Linked DNA regions of Homo sapiens: regions 2 and 3 are each linked to region 1. A link is an interaction called in ENCODE POLR2A ChIA-PET data of the cell type or tissue named here. Cell type or tissue: Caco-2. All regions are shown on one strand. Links, peaks and the distances in the headings refer to the core of each region. The heading gives the core; the rest is flanking DNA.

What was found. ChIA-PET counts read pairs that join two places held together with the same protein. Peaks named below come from ENCODE experiments on the same cell type or tissue, not always from the same donor. Only the 100,000 strongest peaks of a DNase experiment are listed, where the experiment ranks them.
Region 2: POLR2A ChIA-PET joins it to region 1 with 5 read pairs; 2 of 35 experiments call an interaction of 5 or more read pairs at or near these places.
Region 3: POLR2A ChIA-PET joins it to region 1 with 10 read pairs; 1 of 35 experiments calls an interaction of 5 or more read pairs at or near these places.

Annotation. Positions count from the first base shown.
Region 1 is chr19:53,771,243-53,778,882 of GRCh38, reverse strand. It overlaps the pseudogene SEPTIN7P8 and the pseudogene RPLP1P12. Among named protein-coding and RNA genes, the nearest start is that of MIR371A, 13 kb to the left of the region's middle. In Caco-2, for the core only: no CTCF peak of the experiment used is centred there; DNase peaks (open chromatin) are centred at 3,152 and 4,642.
Region 2 is chr19:53,876,572-53,884,211 of GRCh38, reverse strand. It overlaps PRKCG (protein kinase C gamma), which reads right to left and starts at 2,015. Exons shown (of 18, transcript NM_002739.5): 1 at 1,548-2,015; 2 at 1,018-1,049; 3 at 1-51. The coding sequence starts at 1,717. RefSeq lists an enhancer at 1,012-1,563. In Caco-2, for the core only: CTCF peaks have their summits at 1,726 and 1,927 (motif pointing right); a DNase peak (open chromatin) is centred at 2,041; H3K4me3 peaks cover 1,953 bases.
Region 3 is chr19:53,564,095-53,571,734 of GRCh38, reverse strand. ZNF331 (zinc finger protein 331) reads right to left here. Exons shown (of 6, transcript NM_001079906.2): 4 at 2,350-2,431; 5 at 5-131. The coding sequence starts at 2,358. Among named protein-coding and RNA genes, the nearest start is that of ZNF331, 30 kb to the right of the region's middle. In Caco-2, for the core only: no CTCF peak of the experiment used is centred there; a DNase peak (open chromatin) is centred at 3,108.

The sequences.
Region 1 (7,640 bases), core at 1,355-5,354:
GCTGAGATCAAGCCACTGCAGTTTAGCCTGGGTGACAGAGTGAGACTCTTTCTAAGAAAATAAATAAATATGACAGGTGCAGTGGTTCATGCCTGTAATCCTGGCACTTTGGGAGGCTGAGGGGGAGGATCACTTGAGGTCAGGAGTTGGAGACCAGCCTGGACAACATGGTAGAACCCCATCTCTAGTAGAAATACAAAAATTAGCCGGGCGCGGTGGTGTGTGCCTGTAATCTCAGCTACTCAGGAGGCTGAGGCAGGAGAATTGCTTGAACCTGGGAGATGGAGGTTCCAGTGAGCCGAGATTGTGCCACTACACTCTAGCCTGAGCGACACTCTGTCTCAAAAAATAAATAAATAAGTAAATAAATAAATAAATGTAAAATAAAAATAAAATTAGGCTGGACTTGGGGGCTCATGACGGTAATCCCAGCACTTTCGGAGGTTAGGATAAATAAATATATATTTTTATATTACATATAATAATATATAAAATATAAATATATATATATTGTAAAACAGGGTCTCACTCTGTCACCCTGGCTGGAATGCAGTGGCACTATCACGGCTCACAGTAGCTTTGACCTCCTGGGCTCAAGAGATTCTCCCACCTCCAGCCTCCTGAATAGCTGGGACTACACACACCCACCATCATGTCCAGATAATTTTAGTATTTTTTGTAGAGACGGGGTTTCACCATATTGCCCAGGCTGGTCTCAAACTCCTGGGCTCAAGTGACCTGCCCAGCTCAGCCTCCCAAAGTGCTGGGATTACAGGCATGAGCCACCGCACCTGGCCCACATCAGGACTATATTGAATAGTGCAGGTACAGAACAGGTGCATCCTTGCATATAAAGTTCTGTTGGATGGGCCGGGCACGATGTCTCACACCTGTAATCCCAGCACTTTGGGAGGCCAAGGCAGGCGGATCATAAGGTCAGGAGTTTGAGACCATCCTGGCCAACATAGCGAAACCCCGTCTCTACTAAAAATACAAAAATTAGCTGGGCATGGTGGCATGTGCCTGTAATCCCAGCTACTTAGGAGACTGAGGCAGGAGAATCGCTTGAACCAGGGAGTCAGAGGTTGCAGTGAGCCGAGATTGCGCCACAGCACTCCAGCCTGGCAACAGAGCAAGACTCCGTCTCAAAAAAAAAAAAAAAAAAAGTTCTGTTGGATGGTGCTGATGTGTAAAATGGCCTCAATGAAGAGGCTTGGATCTGCAGAGAGGTTGGGGGACATCACTGAGGAAATGGAAACGGAAGTCAGGGGACAGGCCTGGAAATGTGACTAAATTCTAAGGCATGAATTGGATAATTCGCAACTTCGGAAAAAGAGATTTCAGGTGCCCATTTATTTATTTATTTATTTATTTATTTATTTATTGAGATGGAGTTTCACTCCTGTCGCCCAGGCTGGAGTGCAGTGGCGCGATCTCGGCTCACCGCAACCTCCACCTCCCAGGTTCAAGCGATTCTCCTGCCTCAGCCTCCCGAGTAGCTGGGATTACAGGCATGCGCCATCACACCCAGCTAACTTTTTTGTATTTTTAGTAGAGATGAGGTTTCTCCATGTTGGTCAGGCTGGTCTCGAACTCCCGATCTCAGGTGATCCCCCTGCCTCAGCCTCCCAGAGTGCTGGGATTACAGGCATGAGCAACCGTGCCCGACCTATTATTATTGGTTTCTTTTTTATTTTTATTATTTTATTATTATTGGCTTCAGGTGCCTATTAACCCCCAAAAGAAGGTGGGGTTTTTTGGCCCTATGCAGCGGATCACATCTGTAATCCCAGCACTTTTGGAGGCCGTGGTGGGAGGATGGCTTGAGGCCAGGAGTTTGAGACCAGCATGGGCAATATGGGGAGACCTCATCTTTAGAAAAAAAAAAAAAAAAAAAAAAAAAAAAAATATATATATATATATATATATATATATATATACACACACACAGACACACACACATATATACATATATATAAAAATATATGGCCAGGCGTGGTGGCTCACACTGCAATCCCAGCACCTTGGGAGGCCGAGGCAGGTGAATCACTAGGTCAGGAGTTCGAGACCAGCCTGGCCAAGATGGTGAAACCCTGTCTCTACTAAAAATATAAAAATTAGCCGGGCACGGTGGCAGACGCCTGTAATCCCAGCTACCTGGGAGGCTGAGGCAGGAGAATCGCTTGAACCCAGGAGGCAGAGGTTGCAGTGAGCCAAGATAGGGCCACTGCACTCCAGCCTGGGCGACAGAGCAAGACTCTGTCTCAAAAAAAAAAAAGAATTATTTAGGCTGGGGATGGTGTCTCACTCCTATAATCCTAGCACTTTGGGAGGCTGAGGCGGGTGGATCACCTGTGGTCAGGAGTTCAAGACCAGCCTGGCCAACATGGTGGAACCCCGTCTCTACTAAAAATACAAAAATTAGCTGGGCACGGTGGCAGGTGCCTGTAATCCCAGCTACTCGGGAGGCTGAGGCAGGAGAATCACCTGAACCCAGCAAGCGGAGGTTGCAGTGAGCAAAGATCACGCCATTACACTCCAGCCTGGGCAACAAGAGCAAAACTCCATCTCAAAAAAAAAAAAAAAAAAAGAAAAGAGAAAGAGAATAATAAATAAAAAATTAGCCGGGCATGGTGGTGCATACTTGTGGTCCCAGCTACTCCGGGGACTGAGGTGGGAGGACTGCTTGGGCCCAGGAGGTCAAGGCTGTAGTAAGCTGTGATGATACCAAGGCACTCCAGTCTGGGGTATAGAGGGAGACCCTGTTTCAAAAAAATAATACACAAAGAATGCCTTTTTACATTTTTTTCTTTCCAGAGAAGGGGTTCTACCTGTTAACCCAGGCTGGACTGGAACTCCTGGACTCAAATGATCCTCCTGCATAGCTGGGATCACACGCGCTGGGCACACTATGCCAGATGCAAAGAATACATTTATTTCTTTTTTTTTTAAATTGAAGTTCAGCTTTTTATTGAACACTTTATAAAAAGAGGTTCAGTGAAAAAGACCAAAGCGCATGTCATCATCACCGTCCTCGGATTCTTCTTTCTTTGCTTCCACTTTCTTCTCCTCAGCTGGAGCAGCTCCACCAGCCTCTACACTGCAGATGAGGCTCCCGATGTTGACATTGACCAGGCCTTTGCAAACAAGCCAGGTCAAAAAGGTTCAATATTTACACCAGCTGCTTTAATGAGAGCATTGATCTTATCCTCCGTGACGGTCACCTCATCGTCGTGCAGAATGAGCGCCTAGTAGATGCAGGCGAGCTCGGAGACAGAGGCCATGGCGCGGGCGAGTGTGGGGCTGGCACTGCCGGACGTGGTGCTAGTCGCGGGATGAAGTGAGGGCCTCACTGCAACGCGGCCTTGGCTTCCTCGGAAGGACCGAGCACCTTGGCAGCAGCTGAGGAAAGGGAAGAATACATTTCAATGAGCTTGATGTCAGAATTTTCTTTTACTTTTTCTTTTTCTTTTTTTTTTTGTTGTTGTTAGAGTCTCACTCTGTCGCCCAGGCTGGAGGGCAGTAAGTAGTGCGATCTCTGCTCACTGCATCCTCCACCTGCCGGGTCCAAGCGATTCTCCTGCCTCAGCCTCCCGAGGACCTGGGATTACAGGCGTCTGCCACCACGCCTAGCTAACTTTTTCGTATTTTTAGTAGAGACAGGGTTTCACCATGTTGGCCACAGTGGTTTCGAACTCCTGACCTCAAGCGATCTGCCGGCCTGGGCCTCCCAAAGTGCTAGGATTATAGGCATGAGCCACAGCACCTGGCCAAGAAATTTGTTTTTTTTTTGAGACAGAGTCTCGCTCTGTCACCCAGGCTGGAGTGCAGTGGCACGACCTCGGCTCACTGCAACCACCATCTTCCAGGTTCAAGCGATTCTCCCGCCTCAGCCTCCCAAGCAGCCGGGATTATAGTGTAATACCCAACCTGGTTTTTACTAACCCTGTTTTTAGACTCTCCCTTTTCCTTTAATCACCTAGCCTTGTTTCCACCTGAACTGACTCTCCCTAAGCTAAGAAAGCCAGACAGATTCCATCTTGGCTCTTTCACTGGCAGTCCCTTCCTCAAGGACTTAACTTGTGCAAGCTGACTTCCAGCACATCCAAGAATGCAATTAACTGATAAGATACTGTGGCAAGCTATATCCGCAGTCCCCAAGAATTCGTCTGACTGATAACGCCCAAAGCCCCGCGTCTATCACCTTGTAATAGTCTTAAAGCCCCTGCACCTGGAACTGTTTTACTTTCCTGTAACCATTTATCCTTTTAACTTTTTGATTACTTAACTTCTGTAAAATTGTTTTAACTGGACGCCCCCCCCTTCCTAAACCAAGGTATAAAAGTTAATCAAGCCCCTTCCTCCGGGCTGAGAGAATTTTAAGCCTTAGACGTCTCTCAGGCGCTAGCTAATAAAGGACTCTTAATTCGTCTCAAAGTGTGGCGTTTTTCTAACTCGCTCAGGTACAACAATAGGCACTTGCCACCATGCCCGGCTAATTTTTGTATCTTTAGTAGAGACGGGGTTTTGGCCAGGCTGGTCTCAAACTCCTGACCTCAGGTGATCTGCCCACCTCGGCCTCCCAAAGAGCTGGGATTACAGGCATGTGCCACTGCGCCCAGCCAAGACATTTTTTTTGCTGCTGTTTTTACTGACAGAGAGGAGTGATAGCTCAGTCAGTCATTAAAAGGAGAATTCCTCCTCTAATCAATGTGGAGGCCCTAAGGGGAAAGGGTGGGGCATAGTCTCATTTTCTCCATCTGTTGAGGATTTACTGGAACAGAACTGGTTTTCAGTTAACAGAGTCCTCTTTTACTGAATATTCCTAAAGACCTTTGAGAAGAACTTAGCTTAACAAGTATTTGTTAAAATCTACTAACTTCCAGAGCCTAATTCATTGGTGAGAAATAGAGATTGAATTCCTTAATACCTGGGCCGTGCACACATTGGCTGTCGCCTGTAATCCCAGCACTTTGGGAGGCCGAGGTAGGAGGATCACCTGAGGTTAGGAGTTCAAGACCAGCCTGGCCAACATGGTGAAACCCCCGTCTCTACCAAAAATACAAAAATTAGCCGGGCATGGTGGCGGGTGTCTGTAATCCCAGCTACTCAGGAGGCTGAGGCAGGAGAATCGCTGGAACCCAGGAGGCAGAGGCTGCAGTGAGCTGAGATTGTGCCACTGCTCTCCAGCCTGGACGACAGAGTAAGACTGTGTCAATAATAATAATAATAATAATAATAAAATTTTAAAAAAGTTCTCTACTACCGGGAGTCTGTATTTAAGTGGACAGAACTGGAGGCAGCTGAGGACTAGGGCAGGTGGGTGGAGGGGCGAGGCCTCCAGTTGGGAAGCAATGAAAAGCATCCTAAAGAAAGTGCTGGGAAGAGAAACTTTTTTCTCTTTCAACTTGGCTCCTATAGTTGGTGGTCTGCAAATTAACTGAAAATAGAGAGATCTACAGCTGAAAAGGTTTATTTACAGATGCTTGAAGGAGTTCCCAATTATGTAAACCTCAAGGAACAGCCTGGAGAAAAGGTTTACATATATCAACTTAACAAACAAGGGCGTTTTTTGGACCTCTATGGGAAAATAGAAGCCTGGATGGAACAATCCAAAGTTTTAATCAAAGAAGGTGGTGTTTAGTTGCTGCTCAGGATAGTTGATACCTCAGGATTTGGAGATGCAGTGGATAGTAGTAATTGCTGGCAGCCTGTTATCGATTACATTGATAGTAAATTTGAGGACTACCTAAATGCAGAATCGCGAGTGAGCAGACGTCAGATGCCTGATAACAGGACCATTACATAACTGAAGACTCCCACCTTCAGGCAGGATTGGGTAGTGCATGTTTGTAACTACTTGACATTGCCTTTTGTTGAGACTTAAACCACTGGATGTTGAGTTTATGAAACATTTGCATGAAAAAGTGAATATCATCCCACTTACTGCCAAAGCAGACACACTCACACCAGAGGAATGTCAACAGTTTACAAAACAGATAATGAAAGAAATCCAAGAACATAAAATTAAAATATATGAATTTCCAGAAACAGATGATGAAGAAGAAAAGAAACGTGTTAAAAAGATAAAGGACCGTTTACCTCTTGCTGTGGTGGGTAGTGATATTATCACTGAAGTTAATGGAAAAAGGGTCAGAGGAAGGCAGTATCCTTGGGGTATATATTGTGCTGTGATTTAGCTCCAGCAGTGCCATGTGCAACTGAAAAAGAATTTGGGAGCACGGCACAAAGAATTAGAGGAGAAACGTCGTCAGTTTGAGGATGAGAAAGCAAACTGGGAAGCTCAACAACGTATTTTAGAGCAACAGAACTCTTTGAGAACCTTGGAAAAGAACAACAAGAAAGGGAAGATCTTTTAAACTCTCTATTGACCACCAGTTGTGTATTAGTTGCCAATATGCCAGCTTGGACATCAGTGTTTGTTGGATTCATTTGACCAAGTTGCACCAGTTTGATCCATAATGATGGATTTAACAACATGACAAAAATTATTTTTGTTGTTGTTGTTCTTGATGGAGATTAAGATGCCTCGAATTGTCTAGGGTGTTGTGTACTTAGAAAGTAACAGCTCTAAGTACCTTTCCTACATTTTCTTTTTCTTTTTTTATTAAACAGGTCTCTTCAGTTTAATGCAAGAGAACATTTTACTGTTGTACAGTCATGTTCTGGTGGTTTGATAGTTTACAGGAGATTCCAAAATAAAAGGACTCTGGAAGGTTTTCATTGACGATGAATTGCCATAATATGATGCAAACTGTGCTTCTCTATGATAATTATAATACAAAGGTTCCATTCAATGCAGCATATACAATAATGTAATTTAGTCTAACACAGTTGACCCTATTTTTGACACTTCCATTGTTTAAAAAAAAACACATGAAAAAAAAACCCTATATGCTTACAGTGCACCTAGAGCTTTTTATAATAACCTCTTTTTGTTTGTTTGTTTTGGATTCTTTAAATATATATTATTCTCATTTAGTGCCCTCTTTAGCCAGAATCTCATTACAGCTTCATTTTTGTAATAATATTTAATTTAGATATTTTCCAAATATTGACCCTGCTAAAATAGAATATAGCATCTTCCATATGGTAGGAACCAACAAGGAAACTTTGCTTTAACTCCCTTTTTACGATTTACGGTAGGTAGCAGGGGGGAAAAATGCATTTATAGATCATTTCTAGGCAAAATTGTGAATCTCACAACCAACCTGTATGCGGTCTCTTTATTTTACTAGAAATGGGAATCATGGCCTCTTGAAGAGAAAAAAGTCACCATTCTGCATTTAGCTGTATTCACATATTGCATTTCTGTATTTTTTGTTTGTATAGTAAAAAAATCACGTAATAAACCATGCCGTGATGTAAAAAAAAAAAAAAAAAAAAAAGTATTTTCAGCTTCAACTCCACACAATTCAATGGAAATGTCCCCTGACCTGAAGTTCTGGTTTCCCTGCATTCCAGACAGGACATTTTCTTTTGTCCTTATCTCAGTAAGGACTGAGTACTGTGAGAGGAACGAGTGAGTCTCTTTTGTTTCTGATTGCCCAGAGCCTGTATCTTGCTTGGCACATAGGAGATAGCAAAAGTAGACATCTATGTAAATTCTTGAATTGACA
Region 2 (7,640 bases), core at 1-4,000, 110 kb before region 1:
ACTCGAAGGTCACAAATTCGTGGCATCGTCGATGAACCACAAAGCTGCAGACTATAGATGAAAATCATAGAGACACAGACGGAGGCATGGATTAGTCCAGCGGGAGACCCCAGCAGACAGAAAATTGGAAAGAGAGAGCGGAACTCGGACACTGAGAAAACCAGAAAGAGAGGGATCTCAACACAGAGAGTCCAACAGAGAGAAAATCGGAGGCCAGAGAGAGAAGCAGGAGACAGAAACCCAAGAGATGGGCTCAGAGTCAGAAACAGAGACGCAGAGACTTACAGAGAGACACAGAGCACAGAGCTCAGGGAAGGGAGATGGAAAAAGAGAGAAAGAAAATAGGATCCCATTGACAAACAGACACAGGCCCACGGACGGAGATCAGAAAGCCAGGAGAGAGGCAGACAGATTCAAAGAGCGAAAACCGAAATATCTTCAGACGCAGCCCAGGAAGCAGCAACTTGGGCAGAAGTGAGTCTGGGGGCGCTGCTGCCGGCCCGCCCCCCACCCTGACTCACTCTGTTCTCAGCAGTAGCAGCTGGTGCTCAAGGACTCGCCCCCCTCTCCCGCCCCCCAGAACTGCCGGCCCCGCCCGGCCCCCACTCGCCCATTGGTGACCCCACCCGGCCTGCCCCTGCCTAGGACGGCTGGTGTTGTCATGGCGACGGCAGCCTGGGGTGGGGGGGGGCTCTGACTTTGCATCTCCAGCCCCCTCCCCCTTCCCCCCTTCAGCTCCCCTTTTCCAAATCTCCATGTTCCCATGGCAACAGATTCTCCAAATATCTGTCCCCACCTGGAGCCGGCCGAGGGAGGGGCCCCCAGCACCACCTCCGCGGTGGCCCCACCATCAAAGCTCCCTCCCCACCACAGGCTGTGTCTCTGCCACACCCCCCGCCCCGGGCTCCCCCGCGCCTCTCTGGGGACCAGAGAACACGTGTGTCAAGCAGCCTCAGCTGTGGGGCCCCAGCCTCCACCCTCCTGAGGGTCCCAGGAGCCCCGGTCCCCAGCTCTTACCTTGACATTGCAGGCCCTGCTTTCCGATACCCCTGGAAGAGTCAGGGATCCTAGGTCAGTGCAGAAAGGGGTACCTGGACCCCCAACCTCTGCGAGCCACAGGGGGCCTGCGCTCTCTGACCCTCCTCCCGCAGGGCCCAGGTGTCCAAGCCCCGGCCACCTCCTCTTTCTAGAACCCAGAAATTTTGGCCCCCAGCCCTTCTTCCCTTAGACTGGAGTTCAGCCCCCAGTTTCTTCCTCCTTCAGACCCAGGAATCCAGGCTCCCAGCCCCCCAGGCCCTTCCTCCCTCAGACCCAAGACTCCAGGACCTCTGTCCTCCAGCCTCCTCCTCCCTCGGACCCAGCACTCCAGGAACCAGCCTCCTCCTCACTGAAACCCAGGAGTCGAAGCTCCCAGCGTTCCCTGGCCATCCTAGAACCTGGGAGTCGGGACTACAGCCCCCTCCTTCTTCCTTCCACAGGGGTCGGCGTGATAGGAGTCTGCACCCCTAGTCCCCTCGTCCCCCAGTCCCCCAGCCCCCTTCCCTCACCAGATGAAGTCGGTGCAGTGGCTGCAGAAGGTGGGCTGCTTGAAGAAGCGAGCGGTGAACTTGTGGCTCTTGACTTCGTGGACCACCTTCTGCCTCAGGGCCCCCTTTCTGCAAAACAGGGGCCGGGGTCCCCCCTCTGAATCGCCTACGCCGGGGCCCAGACCAGCCATGGCCCCAGAAACGTAGCAGGGACCAGGATCCTGCCTTTCTTGGGGGAAACAGGTGGAAGGGAGAGGAGCTGGAGACTCGAAGGATCAAAGGAGCCACAGGGAAATTCCGAGGTGGGCAGGAGAGGGGCAAGGCACCTCCAGGTGCGGAGCGCGCCAGGCAGGGAGCGGCACCCCGGGCGCGCCGGCTCCGCCAGGGGGAGCGGGCGAGTGGGGAGGAAGAGCCAAAGGCAGGGGCGCCGGCAGCCGGAGGCACGGGCGGCGGCGGTGGGAGCTCCAGCTCCGGCACCTGCTGAAATGTGGGAGCCCCGGGTTGGGGGAGGCGTTGCCAGGACGACCGAGAGGGCGGGGTTTCGGCTTAAAGGCGCTCCCCTCCCGGAGACACGGGACAAATGTCCTCCCTCCCCGCCCCCCACACGTGCACACACCCACTCCGGGGGCTGGCTGGAGGGAGGGGCATCCTCTGAGCCTGGCTCCCCCCCACCACCCTGCAATCTGTCATCCTGCCCCGCGTTCCTCCCCCACTAGGGTGCCTCGTGTGTCCTGTGGGCGCCCTGGGGTCCCTGTGTCTGACCCTGCCCCTCTCCTTCCTTCAACAAACTTTATGCTCCACGCTAGGGGTCCAGCAGTGGACAGGCAGGGCGCTAAGGTTCTCACTTTCTCCGATGCCGGCTGAGTCTTTATTTCCTCCCCTGGCCTCTCCATTATTTGTGTAGCTCTCTGCCTGCGTGTGTCTTTCTTGTGACCTCTGTCCCTCTCCCTCTATTCCTGGAGCGAGCTTTCTCGATGTGTCTCTGTTTCTGCCTCTCAGTGGATCTGTTTTCTTTTCCCTGTCTCCGAGAAATGCTGTTTCTATTTCTTTCTATTTCTCTATTTCCTCTGCTGTGTGTCTCCATCTGTATCTGTCGCCATCTCTGGGTCTTGGTGTCGTGGTTCTTCTCGGGGTCTTGGTCTGCCTCACTGTGAATCAGTCTCCCTCTGTCTCTCCCTCTACGTCTGATAAATTCTTCCGCCTCTGTCTCCCTGAGTTTGTTTCTTTCCCTGTCTTTGTCTCTCTGGCTCTGTGAATCTCTATTCTCTCTCAGGCTGTGACTCTGTCTCCCCCTCCCTCTGCAACTTGATCTCTTTGGGAGTCCGTCTCTGTCTTCCTCTCTGGGAGTCACTCTCTAAATGCTTGCCCCTGTCTCTCCCTCTCTCTCCTCACCTCCACCCGTCTTTATAAATGCCTTTGTCTCTGTCTCTCTCCCTTCCTCCGGTTCTGCAACTCCGTCTCTGTTTTTGTTTGTCTCTTCCTATATCTCTCTGGTTCCATCTGTTTCTCTGTACTTGTCCCTCTCTGGCTCTGTTGATCTCTCTCTCTCTCTCTGATGCTAGGGGGGTCTCTCTCCTGTCTATGACTCAGTCTCTCTCTCCCTCTTCTCTTCTCTGTCTCTGTCCCTTTCTCTCTGACCCAATCTCTCTCCCTCTTCTCTTCTCTGTCTCTGTCTCTGTCCCTTTCTCTCTGACCCAATCTCTATTTGTCTCTCTGGCTCTATGAATCTCTTTCTGTTTCTGGGGATCTCCCCGTCCCTCTGTGTCTGTGATTCACTCTCCCTGTGTCTCTGGCTCTCTGAATCTATTCATCTCTCTGACTCTCTGAATCTGTGTCTCTGGCTCTATGAATGTCTATGTCTCTCTGACTCTGAATCTGTGTCTCCGGCTCTATGAATGTCTCTCTATGTCTCTCTGACTCCCTGAATCTGTGTCTCTGGCTCTATAAATCTATGTCTCTCTGACTCTGAATCTCTCTGTGTCTCCGGCTCTATGAATGTCTCTCTATGTCTCTCTGACTCTGAATCTCTCTGTGTCTCTGGCTCTATGAATCTCTATGTTTCTCTGACTCTGAATCTCTCTGTGTCTCTGGCTCTATGAATGTCTTTCTATGTCTCTCTGACTCTCTGAATCTCTGTGTCTCTGGCTCTATGAATCTCTATGTCTCTATGAATCTCTGTGTCTCTGGCTCTATGAATCTCTTTCTATGTCTCTCTGACTCTCCGAATCCCTCTGTGTCTCTGGCTCTATGAATCTCTCTGTTTGTCTCTTTGGCTCTGTGAATCTCTGTGATTCAGGCTCTCTGAATCTCTCTATATGTCTATGAATCTCTCTGTGTCTCTGGCTCTATGAATGTCTCTCTATGTCTCTCTGACTCTCTGAATCTCTGTGTCTCTGGCTCTATGAATCTTTCTATGTCTCTCTGACTCTCCGAATCTGTGTCTCTGGCTCTATGAATCTCTCTGTTTGTCTCGTTGGCTCTGTGAATCTCTGTGATTCAGGCTCTCTGAATCTCTCTATATGTCTCTATGAATCTCTCTGTGTCTCTGGCTCTCTGAATCTCTGTCTCTGGCTCTAGGAATCTCTGTCGAGGGTCTCTAGATAGAGACTTCCCTCTCTGTGTCTCTGTGATTCAGTCTCTCTCCCTCTTCCCTTTTCTGTGTCTCTCTCTCTGTCCCCTTCTCTGACCCACTCCATGTGTCTATCTGGCCCTGTGAGTCTCTCTCCATCTCTGAGGTCTCTCCCTCTCTCCCTGTGTCTCTGTGATTCAGTCTCTCTCCCTCCTGTCTTTTCTATGTCTCTGTCCTCTGTCCTCTTCTCTGACCCACTCTACGTGTCTCTCTGGCCCTGTGAATCTCTCTGTCTTTGAGGTCTCTCCCTCCCTCTAAGTGTCTCTGTGATTCAATCCCTGTCTCCCTCTCTCTAGATCTCGCTGGCTTCGGCATCCTCTCTGTGCGCCCCCTCTCAGGAAAGGGGTCTCTCCAAGGGCCGGCGCGGTCAGTCTCTTCCGGCCTCCACACCTCTTGGTCGCTCTACCCGCGTCCCCGCCTCTCTCTGGTCGGGCTCTGCGCCTCCCCGGCTCGGGAGCGCTTCCCAGTCCCCGCTCCCGGGAGACCCTCTCTGTTGCCAGGGGCAACCACGGCCCGCCCCGGGCTGCGGGCGCAGTGCATTCTGGGACTGGTAGTCCGAGCCTGCGGACCAGCCACTCTCGGGACACGACCGAGAACTCCGCCTCCCGGCGTGCCCCGCGAGGCTGGGCGGGACGCTGCGGCGGCGCCTGGGAGGGACTCTGGACGCCCAGCTTACCTTCTCTGGGACTTTTCAGGGGTTCGGGGCGGGTTTCCTGGGATTCCCAAAGCCGAAGGGAAGGTGGGGGAATCCGAGTCCTCTTGTAACCACTCTCCCTAAATGTGGAGTCCACTGGCCTTCCAGCCACCTCCAGGTGACCTAGGGCGAAGGATAGGCGGCGGGGATGGCCCCGAAACCGACCTAGGAATCCCACCACGTTCTAGTCCAGTGTCCTTGAGTTCTTTCCCGAGTTAACCAACGTATCACCCCAGAGTTCTATAGCTGTTCTTTCGGATGCCTTCCAGAAGGGATTCAGGCATGGGATGGGAGAGAAGGGTGGGCGAGGCGTCCTTTAAGAAGACAGCGATGGAGTGGGTTGGAGCTCAAGAGTGGACGCTGCAGAAATGAAAAGGAGGCCTTTCCTCATCCAACGACAGTGTGTGCCCCAGCTGGCCTTTCCTTCTCCCCTTCCAGGGGAACCCTTCCCTCCCTTGCGGTATCTCTCCCCAATTGCTTTTGCGGATGTAGATGCAGATAGCGGGTTCTGTGATCATCGAATTTTCTTTAAAACTTTTTTTTAAATAGAGACGAGGTCTTGCTGTGTTGCCCAGGCTGGTCTTGAACTCCTGGGCTTAAGCGATCCTCCCGCCTTGTCCTCCCAGTGTTGGGACTACAGGCGTGAGCCTCCGCGCCGGCTGATCATGGAATATATATATATATATATATATATATATATATATATATATATTTTTTTTTTTTTTTTTTTTTTTTTTTTTTCAGACGGAGTCCCGCTCTGTCTCCCAGGCTGGAGTGCAGTGTGGCGCGATCTCGGCTCACTACAACCTCCGCCTCCCAGGTTCAAGCGATTCTCCTGCCTCAGCCTCATGAGTAGCTGGAACTACAGGTGCCCTCCACCACGCCCGGCTAATTTTTGTATTTTTAGTAAAGACGGGGTTTCACCATGTTGGCCAGGATGGTCTCGATCTCCTAACCTCGTGATCCACCCGCCTCAGCCTCCCAAAGTGCTGGGATTACAGACGTGAGCCACCCGCCGGGCCTGATCTGGGAATTTTGTAGGGCTTATATTTATTTGTGTATTTGTGATTCTCCTGAGGTCCGGGAAATATGTAGGCGGAGGATTACCTAGGTGCCCAGGCAAGAGACTGAAGGCACAAACTGTTTCAGTATAATAAACAAAATAGTTAGAATAAGAATAGTCATAATACAAATTAGATGTAGAGATGATCATGGACAATTATCAATCATTATTATAAACATTATTAATCATTAGCTTTTAATATTACTCTTTGCTGCATTACTAATGTAAGCTAGGAATAACCGGCAGGTATAGGGTCAGGTGCTGAAGGGACATGGTGAGAAGTGACCTAGAAGGCAAGAGGTGAGCCCTCTGTCACGCGCACATCAGGGCCGCTTGAGGGGTCCTTGGTCAAGTGGTAACGCCAGTGTCTGGGAAGGCACCCGTTACTTAGCAGACCACGAAAGGGAGTCTCCTTTCCTTGGAGGAGTCAGGGAACACTCTGCTCCACCAGCTTCTTGTGGAAGGCTGGATATTATCCAGGCCTGCCCGCAGTCATCCCGAGGCCTAAACCCCTCCCTGTGGTGCTGTGCTTCAATGCTTACACTCCTCCTTCACTTTCATTCTCCTCCCATACTCCTGGTTCCTCTTTGAAGTTCATAGTAGATAGCGGTAGAAGAAATAGTGAAAGTCTTAAAGTCTTTGATCTTAGAAGTGCATAGAAGAAAACACTGACGTATGCTGCCTTCTGTCTCTGCTTCGGCTACCTAAGAGGGAAGGGCACCCTGTCCCGTGATCACGTGACTTGCTTCACCTTGTCAATCACTTCGAAGATTCACCCTCTTTACTCTGCCCCCTTGTCTTGTATGCAATAAATATCAGCGAGCCCAGCCGTTATGGGCCACTACCGGTCTCTGCGTCTTGATGATAGTGGTCCCCTGGGCCCAGCTGCTTTCTCTTTATTTTTGTCTTGTGCCTTTATTTATTACAATCTCTCATCTCTGCACATGGGGAGAACACCTGCTAAGCCCCATAGGGTTGGAGCCTACAGAAATGGACAAGATGGCCTTCTGTGGGACAGAGATTGGTTGCAGTAGCTCATTTGATCTTTATGAAGGTCTTCTGTTGACCAGGTATATTCAGAGGCTTAGATTGGAGGGTAAGGAGGGAGCTGATAGTGGGAATGGAGGCGGGATCAGATCATGAAGGCCAGACCCAGGGGCTTTGATAGTGCCTATAGGCAATGGGCTACGGAAGGACTTCAGCAGGGAAGGGCAGGATCAGATCTGCATGATGAAAGAATCCCTCTGGAGCCAGGGTGGGATGGAGGAGAAGGAGGCTGGGGCAATAGCTCAGGTGAAACAAAATGGAACTTGAGCTGGACCAGGAACCTGGAGAAGAGGGCGGTAGAAATGGTATTTAGGGGGAAGAATAGACAGTGTTTGATGAGGGACTGACTTGAGTAGACGGGGGGAAGGTACCACCATGTGCTTGGGTTCTCAGCTCTGAGAGGCTATTACTGAAATGGGGGGACCTGGGAGGACGAGGTGACTGGGGAGGAAAGCTCCTTCACTCAAATTAGGACGTTGTATTTGTGAGGTGCTCAGGGGACAGACTCCAAGGAGGGAGAAGTCTAGTTCATTTCTATCCCACCCAGCCCTCCTGGTTTGAGGAAGTCATTTAGAAGACCTAGATCCAGCTAGTATCTTCTGATGAGGCCAAGGTTGTCTTGGCACCAACCCTATTCTCCCACTAGACCCAAGAATCTGGCCCTTGCCCCTCTCCGAGAGT
Region 3 (7,640 bases), core at 1,485-5,484, 210 kb after region 1:
TCACCCAGTGAGACCAAGTTACTGTAGTTCTCCAGCATCACGTCCCAGTACAGGTCCCTCTGAGCAGAGTTCAGACAGGCCCACTCCTCCTGAGAAAAGTCTATGGCTACGTCGGCGAACGTCACCAAACCCTGAAACAGAAACCCACACGTGCATGATGAAATGAAAGGAAACAGCTTCCAGATGAAGGAGACAGGAGGCCACCCTCTGGGTAGGGTGAACACCGTGAGCAGACTGAACACCCGTGACATCGGCAAGGGGCGGTAAGGACATCACTGTAACTGTGACGGAAGCAGAATGCCTGCATGTCACTGAAGAGCTCTACCGCTGCAGAGAAAATGACTTTACTGTGCAGAATCCTCAGTTAGTCAAACCTGCCAGGAAGTGGATAAAACAATCCAAGTTTTCTTCTTGCTTACAAGCAGTGTCTGCTACGTGCCTGCCTTATAAGTTCTCAACAAGTGTGGATTCCTACAGCATTTTTTCTTTTAAGGGGGGAAGAAAAATCAAGATTTCTGTTTAAGAACTTTTATTTTAGAAAATAGGGTTTGCTGGGGCTGGGCGGGGGGCTCACGCCTGTAATCCCAACACTTTGGGAGGCCAAGGCAGGCGGATCACGAGAACAAGGCAGGCGGATCACGAGGTCAGGAGATCGAGACCATCCTGGCAAACATGGTGAAACCCCATCTCTACTAAAAATACAAAAAAATTAGCCGGGCGTGATGGTGGGCGCCTGTAGTCCCAGCTACTCGGGAGGCTGAGGCAGGAGAATGGCATGAACCCGGGGTGGTCAGAGCTTGCAGTGAGCGGAGATTGTGGCACTGCACTCCAGCCTGGGCGACAGAGCGAGACTCTGTCTCAAAAAAAAAAAGAAAAGAAAAGAAAAGAAAAGAAGATAGGGTTTGCTGGGTGTGGTGGCTCATGCCTGTAATCCCAGCACTTTGGGAGGCTGAGGCAGGCGGATCACCTGAGGTTGGGGGTTCGAGACCAGGTTGACCAACATGCAGAAACCTCGTCTCTACTTAAAATACAAAATTAGCTGGGTGTGGCGGCGCATCCCTGTAATCCCAGCTACTCAGGAGGCTGAGGCAGGAGAATTACTTGAACCCGCGAGGCAGAGGTTGAGGTGAGCCAAGATGGCACCACTGCACTCCAGCCTGGGCAACAAGAGTGAAACTCCGTCCCAAGAAAAAAAAAAAGAAAATACGGTTTGCATGTTTGAATGTTTTCAAGCCTCCAGTTCATCATGCCAAACTACATTTTAAGCAGTCTTCCTTTTAAGCATTTAAAAAATTCCCACACAGGTAAGTCAGACTGTTTATTACAGTTATTCACTTAGGTTGCCCAAAACACCTAAGGCTTTCTCCGATTCTGGGGTATGTGATCATCTCCTACTTCCATACTGGAAGATCTTCATATTTATTACCATCCATAACCCTGCCTTTCCCCCGTTCCTGATTTTTTTTTTTTTTTTTTTTTGAGACAGAGTCTTGCTCTGTTGCCCAGGCTGGAGTGCAGTGGCATGATCTTGGCTCACTGCAACCTCCATCTCCTGGGTTCAAGCAATTCTCCTGCCTCAGCCTACCAAGTAGCTGGGATTATGGACACATGCCACCATAGCCTGCTAATTTTGGTATTTTTAGTACAGATGAGGTTTTACCATGTTGGTCAGGTTGGTTTTGAACTCCTGACCACAAGTGATCCACCCACCTGGGCCTCCCAAAGTGCTGGGATTACAGGTGTGAGCCACCACACCCGGCCCCCTGTTTCTGATTTAGAGGATAAGGATGTCAGATGACTTAGAATCATCTTGTGGTCTGAGAGATCCATTCAATAATAAAATTTATCCTCCAGTTTCCCGGCAGGAACATGACCTCTGTTCAAAGGTCCTAATCACAGCCCCATCCCTTTCCAAAAGTCCCATAAAGCTTGGGATCTGAGCACATACTAAGACAGACCGGCGAATATGAGCATTCCCTCTTATCTACGCAGAAAACATGATCAGTGGAGGATCTGTTTCTCATGTGGTCAGATGGGACCAACATATCTAACTCATCAAACCACAGACTTGACTTAAATATTTCCCTCAAAGGACTTTGCTACTTCACTGCTCCAAAATTACCCTTGCCAAAAAAGGGAGCAAACAGGAGATACTTAATCACCTGCTCAGTGATTTCCCAAAAAGGCAGACACGGAGCTACGTGGCATTATCATTCACTGGAATAGAAAGAGCTGGGAAACAGGTAATTATAAAGAGCTTGACTAGATAAAAGGCTTCAGATAATTCACAAGCAGATGCACAGAACGCAAATATCATAGCTCAAGAAGGAAAGAGAAATATACACTTACCTGGGCCATTGTTTTAGAACTGAAGAACTGATCAGTCTTCTCGGGGTTTCCACTGAAGAAGACAAATTCCGAGAGGCTAGAGCTAGGGGTGGAAAAAAAGAGATTAAAACGAGGTGCATCTGGGGTCCCCATAGTGATGTAATATGACCTTTTGGCTCCTCTGTCTTGGCTTCCCAACACAAACACATAACCGTGACATATCTGGGAAAGGTGAAGAGTATCATGGATCAGGCCAGGTGCGGTGGCTCACGCCTGTAATCCCAGCACTTTGGGAGGCCGAGGTGGGTGGATCACAAGGTTAGGAGATCGAGACCATCTTGGCTAACACGGTGAAACCCTGCCTCTACTAAAAATACAAAAAATTAGCCGGATGTGGTGGCACGTGCCTGTAGTCCCAGCTACTTGGGAGGTTGAGGCAGGGGAATCGCTTGAACCCGGGAGGCGGAGGTTGCAGTGAGCTGAGATTGCGTCACTGCACTCCAGCCTCTGGTGACAGAGCAAGATTCTGTCTCAAAAAAAAAAAAAAAAAAAAAAAAGAGTATCATGGATCAAACCTAAACCAAGCTCTCAATGAAACCTCAGGAAACCTAGCTGCACACAGCAGAGGAGGCTTTACTTTTTTTTTTTTTTGCGCCTCAAAGACAGGCCCAGACAATTTAACAGGAGGGCTCCATTTCTGGCCAGCTCCCTGTCGGGGACGGATGGGTGGGATGTAGTAAAGAATGTGTACTTGCCTAAAAAGTAGTCTGGCCTTTGCCCTCTGGTGCTGAAAGGTAATCTATATTACCTCTAAGAGGAATGTCTTTGTTTCTGATGGGGGCTTGCTATGCCAGAAATACTAATCAAGGGATTCGGGGTAGGAGCTTTTGGTCACGCAGTATCAGCTGACCTGGACACTAAGATTAACCATGTAGACAGTTAATCCACCAACCAGTCAATCATGTCTACATGCTGAGGCCCCAATAAAAACTTCCAACATCAGAGCTCTGGTGAGCTTCTCTAGTTGGCGATAGTTGGTGCCTGTTGTCACACATCAAAGACAGCAGAGTAATGAGTCCTGACTCCACAGGGAGAAGACACCAGAAGCTCTGTGTCTGGAACCCTCCTGGACTTCAACTTACGTACTTTTTTTTTTTTTTTTTGAACGGAGTCTCACTCTGTTGCCCAGGCTGGAGTGCAGTGGCACGATCTCGGCCTACCACAACCTCTGCCTCCCGGGTTCAAGCGATTCTCCTCAGCCTCCTGAGTAGCTGGGACTATAGGCACATGCCACCATGTCCAGCTAATTTTTGTATTTTTAGTAGAGATGGGGTTTCACCATGTTGGCCAGGCTGGTCTCAAACTCCCGACCTCGTGATCTGCCCTCCTTGTCCTCCCAAAGCGTTGGGATTACAGGCATGAGCCACCACACCTGGCCACGTACTTCTTTCCTTGGGTGATGACAATCTGTATCCTTTCCTTGTAATAAACTGTAACCATGAGCATAACATCTCTCAGTGAATTCTGTGGGTCCTTTTAGTGAATAGTTTTTTGTTTTTTTTTTTTAAGACAGGGTCTCACTCTCATCCAGGCTGGAGTGCAGTGGTACAATCTCAGCTCACTGCAGCCTTGACTTCCTGGGCTCGAGCAATCCTCCCACCTCAGCCTCCCGAGTAGGTGGGATTACAGGTTGCACCACTGCACTTGGCTAATTTTTTTTTTTGTAGAGATTGCGTCTCACTATATTTCCCAGGCTGGTCTTGAACTCCTGGCCTCAAGTGAGCTTCCCACCTTAGCTTCCCAAGGTGCTGGGATTATAGGCATGAGTCACCATGCCTGGCTCTAGTGAACTGTTGAACCTGAGGGCGGTTTGAGGAATCCCCACCAAGCTTGCAGTGGTGTCAGAAGTGAGGGTGGTCTTCTATGCAGACCATACCCATGAGCCTCATAGATTAGCTAACTCTGGATGGGGGGATTGTGATCTAGGATCAGACAGTGGGTGCTCAGAGTATTCAGTCTCATTCTGAGCCTACCCTGGCCCCTCCAGACAAGCTTCCAGGGTGAACAGGGGCTGTATTATCCAAACTTGGGCCTCTTCTGGCCTCTAGATTGGGTGATGTTACTCACAACATGGCAGGTGGACAAGAAACTGCTCAGGTAATATACAGAACTGTTTTTTTTGTATACCAGAGGTGACATCTGAGAGCACTTTTGAGTCCAGAAAAGCTGACAGCATAATTACACACAGAATATCAAAGTAAAATAGTAAATGATTACTGAATGTTAAGTTAGAAAGATATTTAAAGACATGAGAGATATTTCAGACATACTCTCAGTAAAGTTAGGTTACCAAAACAGAATGACACAATAACATTTGTAAAATTCCATATATAAAAATACACACACACACGCATCTGTCTATATATACACATACACATACACATGTATATATATGGAGAGAGAGGGAGAGGAGGAGAGAGGGAAGGAGGGAATGCAGAACCATACACGCTGACAAACCAACCCTAAGATATCAGTAGAAAAATAAATAAAATAGAGATATAAAAACAGAGAAACAGAAAGAAAAAATCCGGGAAGTTCTACGACCCCTTATGCAAAACAGTTAACACACTGAACTGGAAACTGCCATGCTTAGGCTGCTCGCAACACTGGCCCATGGCGTCTGAAAACCACACCCGAGTGTTCTCACTCTTCTTTCACGTGTAAGAGTGGCTCGCTGTGCCTAAACTGAGCCTGGTTCCCTGCTAACCTGTCCTATGCAACCTCTCCCTCTTCTGATTTTGCTTTGTATCCCTTCGCTGGAATAATCAGTATAAACAATGTGGTTTACACGGAACCCTTGGTTTCCTCCGGGAGTCCAGAAGATTCAGATTGTGCGAGGCAGTGTGTGCATGAACCCTGATCAAAACCTTGCACTACCATACAAAAATTAGCTGGGCCTGGTGGCGGGTGCCTGTAAACCCAGCTACTTGGGAGGCTGAGGCAGGAGAATCACTTGCACCCAGGGGGCAGAGGTTGCAGCGAGCCGAGATCATGCCACTTCACTCCAGCCTGGACGAAAGAGCAAAACTCTGACCCAAAACCAAACCAAACCAAACCAAACCTTGCACCAGCAGACTCTGGTGAGCTTCCCTGGTCGATAACATGGAACAGGTGTTGTCACAATGTGATGCTGGATGAGCCAGGCACATCCGGTGTGATGCCCCTGGGAGAGGACTGAGGAAGAGGGAGCCTGGTGCCCTGCTAACCTGTCCTATGCAACCTCTCCCTCAGCTGGTTTTGCTTTGTATCCCTTCACTGGAATAAATCGGTCACGAGTAGGTCTAGATGGTGAGTCCTGTTGAGTCCATCTAGAGAAACAAGGAACCTGGTGGTGGTCCTGACAGCTCCTGACACACCCCGTGATCTTGAGTGTCTTCATTTCAGTGCACCTATTTGTTGCAACAAAAGGCATGCATTCCCTTATCAAATATAAATGTGTACTGATTTGAAATGTAGTCAGAGGCAATTAGACTCTCCAAAGACAAAGAAGGTTTCTTTTTTTTTCTTAAAAAGTCTACTCCTAGCCATGGTGGCTCACTCCTGTAATCCCAGCACTTTGGGAGGCTGAGGCGGGCGGATCACCTGAGGTCAGGAGTTTGAGACCAGCCTGGCCAACATGGTGAAACCCCGTCCCTACTAGAAAAATACAAATATTAGCTAGGTGTGGTGGTGCGTGCCTGTAATCCCAGCTACTCGGGAAGCTGAGGCACAAGAATTGCTTGAACCCAGGAGGTGGAGTTTCCAGTGAGCCCAGATCGTGCCACTGCACTCCAGCCTGGGTGACAGACTGAGACTCTGTCTCAAAAAGAAAAAAAAATAAAAATAAAAAAGGATAAAGGACAAAAAAGGCCAGACATAGTGGTTCACACTTGTAATGCCAACACTGCGCTTTGTGGGGCCACAGTGGGAGGACTGCTTGAAGCCAGGAGTCTGAGACCAGCCTGGGCAACATAGCAAGACCCCATCTCTACAAAAAATTTAAAAAGGAAAAAAATTACCTAAGGTATAAAGCCTAGAAAATAAATTCCATTTATCCCAACAAAGAGTCAGTATATTCAGAATCACCTGGTCATGAATTATCAGTGGCTGTCCACAGAATGATGTCCCCTTCCTGGCACCTCTCTGAGTGTGTGACCTGGAATTCTCCACCGGCCTTGACCACAGGCTGCCTTGAGCTTCTTCTATTTAGTTTCCCTTGCTGGATTATAAACACTGTACAGGCAGCAGCTGAGTCCACTGAATCAGACTCTCATTCCAAGTACGAATAGCCACAGCATCTGGCATATTGCAGGCACTGAACAAATGTCTAATTTTGACTAAAAATTCCACATTCTGGAATTTATGACAAGGAAATAGCTATAGTAGTATATGAATGCATGCCTAAGAATGTTCAAAAAATCAGTTTTTTCTAGGAAAGATTGTCTTTTAAACTGAGATAAATGTAGATACACATGTAGTTATAAGAAATACTAGACAGTGGTCTTTTGTACCCTTGACCTGATTTATGCCAACTGTGACACCTTGCAAAATAACAGTAAAATATCACAACCAGGACAATAACAACCCATGGATCTTATCCAGATTTTCCAGCAGATAATGTTTAAAAATGAAAACAACTGAAATATCTCATAGTAGAGAACACATATATAAATAATGTTATATAATGATATGGAATACATTTACTAATGATATTGATGCAGATTAATTGAGAAAAAATTTCTGATGAATTACCAAGGGAAGAAGGTAGATTTAAAAAATTATGTATAGTCCGGGCACAGTGGCTCATGCCTGTAATCCCAGCGCTTTGGGAGGCCAAGGCGGGTGGATCACTTGAGGTCAGGAGTTCCAAAACCAGCCTGGCCAACATAGCAAAACCCTGTCTCTACTAAAAACACAAAAATTAGCCGGGCATGGTGGCACATGCCTGTAATCCCAGCTTCTTGGGAGGCTGAGGCGGGAGAATCGCTGGGACCCGGGAGGCAGAGGCTGCAGTGAGCCGAGATCGCACTACTGTACTCCAGTCTTGGCAACAGGGGAAGACTCCATCTCAAAAAAAATAAAATAAAATAAAATAAAAAGGTACGTATAATCTGGACAGAGATGTTTTGCTGAAATTAAGGACACAGGCTTGGATGAACTGGCCCAGGTCAGAAATAGAGGCAGTCAAAACTCCTGTGCTGATCAGTAGTGGGATGGTACCTGTGAATAGCCACTGTATTGCAGCCTGGGCAACAGAGTGAGACTCTGTCTCA